Regions from separate parts of the Homo sapiens genome. Here region 2 is linked to region 1. Evidence: read pairs that join two places in POLR2A ChIA-PET (ENCODE). Cell type or tissue: PC-3. All regions are shown on one strand. Each heading gives the region's core, and the rest is flanking DNA. Links, peaks and the distances in the headings are about the cores only. Region 1 has its middle 210 kb from the start of MIR3146. Region 2 has its middle 140 kb from the start of MIR3146.

Region 1 (4,402 bases), core at 217-4,216:
CCAGCACAGGATCAGCTTTGCAGTGGAAAATACATTTATAAAAATATGTTGTTGCGTGTGAGTAACTTGCATTTTGGGCTTGTCCCCAGACCACCTGGAACACCTTCGTGAATTCCAGTGATCCAAAAGCTACATTGTGAAAGATGGCAGGATGCTTCATTAGGTTACTACTGATGGTGCTTTGAGATCCCCAAATAAATATCAGAAGCCAGTTTATTGTTCTCTTTTAAAGTCATTCTCCTTTTGCTGTAAAGTGTACTTTTTTCTACACATTAGTGTCTTGGTTAGTATTTGAAATGTGCAGCATATAAAATAATAAAAATATTGCCCTTTACTTTAGAAAGAGGTAAATATTTTAAATGACTGTAACATTCTGAGAAAGCTGCTGCCTGTTTTTCTAACCCGGACACTGGAGTCTGCAAAGTACAGACAACACCCTCAGAGCCTACCTCAGGGTTTATAGAAGGCCTAGTGTGTGGTCAAGACCTCTAGGCTTGCAGTTAAAAGTTCATACCCAGGATGGACTTGATGGTATTGATGGCTTTTTATAATTAAGTTGAAACTCTCCTCTGGCAAATATCCCAAGCCCAAGCAGTCAGTCCCTTGAGCTACCTACCACCAGTGTAGGGACATGAAGCCCCACAAATTTTTCCAATGCTCAAGAATTCTGATTTTTAAATAAATATTAATGCTCCAATTTCTGTGCTTTGGAAAGAGTAAAAGAAAAGGCTTAGGAATCTCGCCCACAAATTTCATGGTTAGAGAGAACGAACTACCTGACCAGCAGACAGAAGAGGCCAAAGGCACACCAAACCACACAGTGGAAGCTCAGTTTGCCAAAACTGTGGCTGAGTTGAAGTGGATTTGGCCCTAGATATATTAATTCCAGACACCCGGTGGTCTGAAACAGAAAAGGCAAAAGTAAGCAAACTGATTGGTAAAAGGGTAAGCTTTTTTCCCTCCTCATCCCTTTTTTGTAAGAGTTCCTCTCACATGTGCCTCTCATTTTCCCACGCAACAGTTGAAAGGAAGCAAAGTGTGGCAGGTGGCAGCACAGCTTTGAAGTCCTGCTGCCAGGGCCAGAGGTCTGACAAATGTTCCATGTGTTCTCTAGCCACATGAGGCGGACCCTTGTACTTCTAAACGAGAGGGCTGATCTCCTTCCACTTTCCCTTTTTTCTAAAGTGAGTTCATGTGCTTTTGATAGCAAGCCTTTAAGTTGGCATAAACTGACTGGCAACTTGTAGAAAATAAATTCGAGGTACCTGCTGCATCAGACCTTGGCTCTTGCCCTTTGGAAGTATTAAACTTGACTTGGTTTTGTCTTTATCGGTTCTTGTTGTTGTTGCTGTTAATACAAGGGAAAAACATAGATAAGAATACAAGCTTTAAATCAAATGTCGGGTATCCATTGTACTTTCATCACTTGTTGCCTTGAATTTTTAAAAAAATTAGTTTGATTTTTTTTTTTTTTTTTTCCATAGATTTGATTTTGCTTTTAGGTAATTGCTTCTGATACAAAAGAGCTCCCTCTAGCCACGAGCTTAAATATTACACATCCTGCTGAGCAGAAGAAACTTCCCTTAAATATGGGCTTGTTTATGTAGCAGTAAAACTATATTCTGAATATCAGTGATAAGGTTTCTGCAGAGCTATTTAACTTCCAATTTATTGAATTGGACCTTTTACTTTTTAAAATATTATTGACTGGAAAATATTTCTGCAGAAGGCAAATAATGAGCGATAGCTACTGGTGGTAGGAATTAGCTTTCAAAGTAAGAAACTGGAGCTGTTTTATATCATTTAGAGTGAAATTCCTCTTCGTACTCCTTAAAAATACTTAGGGAAAAGCTAATGTCCAAAAATAGTTTCGTTTTAAGCTTCGATCACATAAAAGGAAAGCATAAGTCTTGCTGTAGAAGGTGAAGTCCTTTGTGTGAGTTTATATAAAAAGGTAAACGTAAAAATAGAAAATATTTATACGTAATGTTATTTTAAATTAACTTGTGCTGCTGTTTTACCAAGGGCTACACTCCATTTCTTCATGTAATTGTGCTTGTATATTTATGCTTTTAGTGTGTTCACCTGTAAGTGGTAAAAGAAAACTGACGTATACGAGCAACACAAATCTAAATTATTTCCAAATATGTTTTTACTGTGATAAACCAGTAGGCTTCTTGAAAATTCCCAGTCAAATGGCAAGTTCTATGAGGGTAGGCTCCTTTCACTCAAACCTGCCACCATCTTCCACACAACTGGGTGATGAATGTCTCATTATCTTTGCCAAGTGGTCTTCTAAGAATTGGATAGAAAAAGCAAAACGAAAACAGAAAACTTGAGAGGCATGGCATGTGGAATAAAATAAAATTTTGATAGAATGGGATATTCATAAATATAAAAAAAATTATGGCAGATGTGAAAGTTAATTTTAAAGTTATTAAAATAAAAGGAGTTATCTTGGAATAGATTTGTCATAACCATTTTTAGCGTATAATAGCAATTAGAGCCTTGGTAGCAAAGGCTTTATTTTTTTTTTTTAAGACGAGGATGTGGATGTACATAGCTCAAACTTTCTTTTCTTATTTTTTTTAGTATACTTTAAGTTCTAGGGTACATGTGCACAACGTGCAGGTTAGTTACATATGTATACATGTGCCATGTTGGTGTGCTGCAGCCATTAACTCATCATTTACATTAGTTGTATCTCCTAATGCTATCCCTCCCCCCTCCCCCCACCCCACGACAGGCCCCAGTGTGTGATGTTCCCCACCCTCTGTCCAAGTGTTCTCATTGTTCAGTTCCCATCTATGACTGAGAACATGTGGTGTTTGGTTTTCTGTCCTTGTGATAGTTTGCTGAGAATGCTGGTTTCCAGCTTCATCCATGTCCCTACAAAGGACATGAACTCATCCTTTTCTGTGGCTGCATAGTATTCCATGGTGTATATATGCCACATTTTCTTAATCCAGTCTATCATTGATATACATTTAGGTTGGTTCCAAGTCTTTCCTATTGTGAATAGTGCCTCAATAAACATACGTGTGTATGTGTATTCATAGCATCATGATTTATAATCCTTTGGGTATATACCCAGTAATGGGATGGCTGGGTCAAATGGTATTTCTAGTTCTAGATCCTTGAGGAAATCGCCACACTGTCTTCCACAATGGTTGAACTAGTTTACAGTCCCACCAACAGTGTAAAAGTGTTCCTATTTCTCCACATCCTCTCCAGCACCTGTTGTATCCTGACTCTTTAATGATCGCCATTCTAACTGGTGTGAGATGGTATCTCATTGTGATTTTGATTTGCATTTCTCTGGCCAGTGATGATGAGGATTTTTTCATGTGTCTGTTGCTGCATAAATGTCTTCCTTTGAGAAGTGTCTGTTCATATCCTTTGCCCACTTTTTGATGGGGTTGTTTGATTTTTTTTTTTTGTAAATTTGTTTAAGTTCTTTGTAGATTCTGGATATTAGCCCTTTGTCAGATGGGTAGATTGTAAAATTCTTCTCCCATTCTGTGGGCTGCCTGATCACTCCGATGGTAGTTTCTTTTGCTGTGCAGAAGCTCTTTAGTTGAATTAGATTCCATTTGTCAATTTTGGACATAGCTCAAACTTTCAATTGTTCTGAGAGAATTCAAACGGCACTAAGTAACTCCAGATTCTCAGTTATCCGACTGGAAATACCTAGAACTTCGTCTTCACCCAGCGTTTTCTAGTACTTTACCATTTTTATTTTGCATGCACATACCTTGCATGTGCGAGTGATTATGGCATTCCCTGAAGCACAGTAGTTTTGAGATGATAAACATCTTTCTCCTTTCACCTCTCTGAGCAAAGATTTTTATTTCTGCATCAGTTTCTCTGTGAATGGCAGTTACACCATTTCTTGGCAAGATGGCCAACATTTCGCGGTTACTTTATACTCTCAAGATCAGCGTGACTGTGAGCTCTCATGAAACTAGTTGTGTGTAGTTTAGTTCGAATATAGTAAGTCTCAAGCTAATCTTAAGCGTTTGCTTGGGTAATAAATATACACTATAATGTATAGCAAAAATTTAGAAATTTGTTTATGCTCTCATTAACATTTGAAGTGAAAAGTAATAAGTATGCCTGTTTTTTGTTCTCTGTGATTGAATCTTATAGATTGGATGCTGATTCCATATACTGACCAGTGTATATCATGCATCAACATTTATAGATTCTACTTCTATTTTCCACAGAGAGAGAGATATATACACGCACACGTATTTACGTGTGTATACACCCAGAGGTATTTACGTGTGTATACACCCAGAGGTATTTACGTGTGTATACACCCAGACGTATTTACGTGTGTATACACCCAGACGTATTTACGTGTGTACACACCCAGACGTATTTACGTGTGTACACACAC
Region 2 (4,402 bases), core at 275-4,274, 68 kb after region 1:
ATAGGCAGCCTGTATTATCATAAGATCTGAAGTTCTAGTGAGCTGTGAATGATCAAACTGCAGATTTCTTGAGGAAATGTTTTGCGGTGTTAACAACCTTCTGGAGATATCTGTCCCATCATTATTCTTTATCCACCCTGTGGTTAAGGCTGATGCATCTGAAAAGTATGTGGAATCTTCTTTCAAAATGTATTATATTTGATGACTATGCTGCAGCATATAAGTATCCCATTCAAGATGTATTTAAAATTAAACATGACATTTTGCTTTTAAAAAGAAACACACTTTTTTATTTCAGAATACTTTTATAGAAAAGCTTCAAGGATATTATAGAGGTTCCTTGTACCCTACACTCAATTTCTTCTGTTTTTAACATCTTATATTGTATGATACATTTGTCACACATAATGAATCAATATTAAGGCATAATTATTCACTAAAAGTTGTTCTTCATTCAGATTTTCTTAGATTTTAGTTAATGTCCTTCTTCTCTTCCAAGATACCATTCTGGATACCACATTATATTTAGTTTTCTTGTCTCCTTCGGCTCCTCTTGGGTCTGATTTTTTTCTCAGATTTTCCTTATTTTTGATGGCTTGACAGTTTTGAGGAGTACTGGTAAGACATTTTACTAGGACACTGGTAAGAATGTCCCTCAATTTGTTGATTCTTTTTTTTTTTAATGATTCCACTGGGGCTATGGATTTGGGGAAGGAAGACCACAGAGATAAGCTTGACATGCACTAGCTAGACGAGGCAGACCATGTTAAAATTTTCCATTGTGAAGTTAATTCTTCTTTCCCCTCTTTTCATATTGAACTGTGGAAAGAAGTCACTCTATATACAGCCTACACATAAAGACTGGAGGTGTAGGGAGTTATGTTCCACATCTTTGAGTGGGAGTATATCTGCATTATTAGAGATGTTAAAATTATTTAGAATTTTTCTACAGACAAGATTTGTTTATTCTCTTCCATTTATTTATTTATTTTTATTCTATCACTATAGACTCATGGATATTTATTTTCTGACCTAATATATCGTTGTCTATTCTGTTCTTCAAATTGTGTCAGCTTTGGCCATTAGGATCTCTTTTAATTGTCTTCTATGTGTATTTGACATACCTCACTTGTATCATTTTGTTTTCTTTTATTCTTTTTCTGCTGCTTTCTTACTTTTTGGCACAAGAAGATCATCCAAGCTCTTTTTTTTTATATTTCCTGAATATAAAAAAGTCATCCGTGGCTTGGATTTAATTATCAAAATTAAATTGCAGTTAAGATTTCAATAATCTCCAGTCACATTTTAATCTCCATTGCTCAACAATGTAAACTGTATTTGTAATCAAAAAAGAAGTTTTTCTCTGGTTAACAGATTATGTTTTTAAATGTTTCTGTCTGCTTACCAAATAAGAAAAATAATCTGGCTAACAGATTATTTTAAAACTATTTTTAACTTGGTGGGTTTAAAAAATCATAAGTGAATGTGTATTACTCTAATCACCTCTGTTCAAAGCCAAAGGACAAAGTGAGGTAAGTCTAATTAGGCTAATTCAGTGAATTATCATCTGATCGAATCACGACTGTAAGAAATTATCCCTGGCTAAGTGTGGTGTCAAATTATTCTATGAAATAATTGGGAATATGACCCCTGGCACAAAAGGCTAGCTGTTTCCAAGAACAGAGTTCCCAAATAATGAAAGAGCAGCAGCTAAGATTACACCCTGTGCTTTAATTTCATAACTAGGCAAAAAAAGATGTTCAATATCCTCAACTTATTTATTTCCTGACGGGAAATGCAAAATTAAAAGTGACTTTGTGATATTTCACTTGCGAATAGATTGATAGAAGAATTCTATGAAATTCTAAAGAAATACGATAGGAAGTTTTATGAATTTAAAATTTAACTTAAAGAGAATATTAAGGTTCCTTTAAAATTATGTGAAACTACTATTTTGGGCCAGGGGTGAAGAAGCCATAGGCAGTAAATTCCTTCTACTCACTTCTCAGTGTAATCCTGTGGGTTTATCCAGAACATTAGGTACTGGCTGGGAACTTCTGTTGGTAGTCTCATGTTGATGAATCATCTCTTGGGAACATATTTGTCACGGTTTAAAAGAAGATACTTGGTGCTTGTTAAGGTTCTTTGACTTTCTTCTTATTTTACTTGTTTTCTTTTAAAGGTCAACTTCATTTATACCTTTAGAGTTCTGTTAAGCTAGACTCTATTTCGTCGTACCAGTATCATTGATGTTTTTATTTGGAGGGCTGAGTCAGCAGCATTGTTTTAAAAGACTACTTCTCTTTTCTCCCCATGTCCCTTTACATATTTTTTTAAAGTAAGCGTAAGTCCACTAGATCTTAACTTTTTATCTCTCTTTCAATAAAATTTATGCTTTTTCTTTCGCTATTTAAAATAAATGTATTTTTCATTGTGTGTTTAATTCTAAATTTCTCTGATCTAACAGCTTGACCTAAAATATAGCTCTTATTTTTAGAGAATATTGTAGGGTATTTAATAAAATAAAAAGAGCTAACTAACTAAAGATAAATCCATGGTGTACTATCAGGAATCTACTGGTAACATTTGTTTTTCAGTTATTAATTCTTTTATCCCTCCACCCATTTATTTATTGTGCTGAGACCTGTTGTTTCGCAATGATACTGTGTGAAACACTACACTAAAGGAGTTGCAATTAGTACAACTGTGAGGCAATTCTTGCATAAACAAGACAGATAGCTTACTTTCTAATGGAGATCAGCATGAGCATATTTCTAAAAGGTCGGATATATATTATGTACCAGATGAGTGATACAAAAAAAATCAGTGCTATAGACAGGCAGACAGAGTTTTTATTGAGATTCAGGCAGTCTGATCAGGTCAGATATACAACATAAAATGGCACTTGAGGTAATCCTTAAGGGGTAGATTCGAATTTAAAAGATTGAGAAAGAAGCATGGATTCAAGAGTTTATGCATTTACTCATTCATGGGTTTAGAAAGTTTTCAGTAAACATTTGAGTGAAGGGCATTCCACTAGTTCTGAAGCATAAGGCAAGGTCTTTATGTGAGGAAATGTTGATGATCCAGTTTTTATGAAGAATCAGATTTATGTTACAGTGAAATGTGGCTAGAATTTGAAGTTGGGTAATGGTCATGTAAGAAGTTGAAGCCAGAGTTAGGAGGAGTCCAAATATTAATTAGTGGATCTTAACTGATTTTGGTCAAGAGATGATGGCAAATCTTACACCTCAAAGAGGGATAAAGAAAGTGATGATATCAGAAATTTGGTTTATGAAGATTTCTGTCACATTGCTGTAGAAAACAGGGAATTTATGAGAAATGAATAAGAGGCTTCCCAAGGAATTTCCCAGAGAACTGATAGCATGAAGTTTTATTAGATACAAGGAAACAGTTTTTGCTCATTAGCAGCCATACACTAGAAACAGAGAAAATATGAAGTAAAAACGACCCAGAGTTGGAAAGGAGCTTGTTAGACATGGAAGAGAATGAGGAGTCATCTTGGAAAACTCAACAAGGAAAATATGGAAAGGGAACAAAAAGTAGGTGGGTTCAAGGAACTCAAGAGCTTAATGAGGTGGTTTTTGAAAGGAGGAAGGATCGACTGATAGACGTGGCGCTATGTGTGTAGTATACTGTGATGGTTAATTTTATGTGTCCACTTAACTAGGTTATGGTGTCCAGGTATTTGATCAAATACCAGTCTAGATGTTGCTGTGGATACACTTTTTAGATGCGATTAACTGTTAAATCAATAGACTTTGAGTAAAGCCAGTTACCCACCATAAACTGGATGAGATTCATACTCAGTTGAAGGCCTTAAGACAAATCAATGAGGCTCCCCAAGGAAGAAGAAATTCTGCTAGAGGACATTTGGTTTATTTCATTGCTATAAACAGTGCTCCTATAAATATTTATATGCAAGTGTTAGTGTGATGATAGATTTTCATTTTTCTTGGGTAAATACCTGTGAATGAAACTGCTAAATTATGTAAGTGTCTGTTTGTAGAAACCTACCAATCTGTTTTCCAAAGTGGCTGTCAAGTTTTAAATTCCCACAAACAATGTCTGAGAATTCTGATTTCTTCATATTCTTACCAATACTTGGTATTGTCAGTGTTTTTTTTTAATTCAACTATTCTAGTGTATGTGTAGCAGCATCTTATTATGTAATTGGTTTGCATTTTTCTAATAATTAGCAAAGGTTAGCATTTTTTCATGTACTTATTTGCTATTTGTGTACCTTCTTTAGAAAAGCATCTATTCCAATATTTATCCAAGTGGTAGCATAATTAGTAATTGTTATTAGTGGTAATATTTATTATTATTACTTAAATATTGAAGCTTCTTTTCTCTAATAGTAATATAGCCACTCCAGTAA

What was found. ChIA-PET counts read pairs that join two places held together with the same protein. Peaks named below come from ENCODE experiments on the same cell type or tissue, not always from the same donor. Only the 100,000 strongest peaks of a DNase experiment are listed, where the experiment ranks them.
Region 2: POLR2A ChIA-PET joins it to region 1 with 6 read pairs; 2 of 35 experiments call an interaction of 5 or more read pairs at or near these places.

The regions. Positions count from the first base shown.
Region 1 is chr7:19,490,501-19,494,902 of GRCh38, forward strand. No RefSeq gene overlaps it. Among named protein-coding and RNA genes, the nearest start is that of MIR3146, 210 kb to the right of the region's middle. In PC-3, for the core only: a CTCF peak has its summit at 1,543; no DNase peak of the experiment used is centred there.
Region 2 is chr7:19,558,610-19,563,011 of GRCh38, forward strand. No RefSeq gene overlaps it. Among named protein-coding and RNA genes, the nearest start is that of MIR3146, 140 kb to the right of the region's middle. In PC-3, for the core only: no CTCF peak of the experiment used is centred there; a DNase peak (open chromatin) is centred at 2,072; H3K27ac peaks cover 1,377 bases.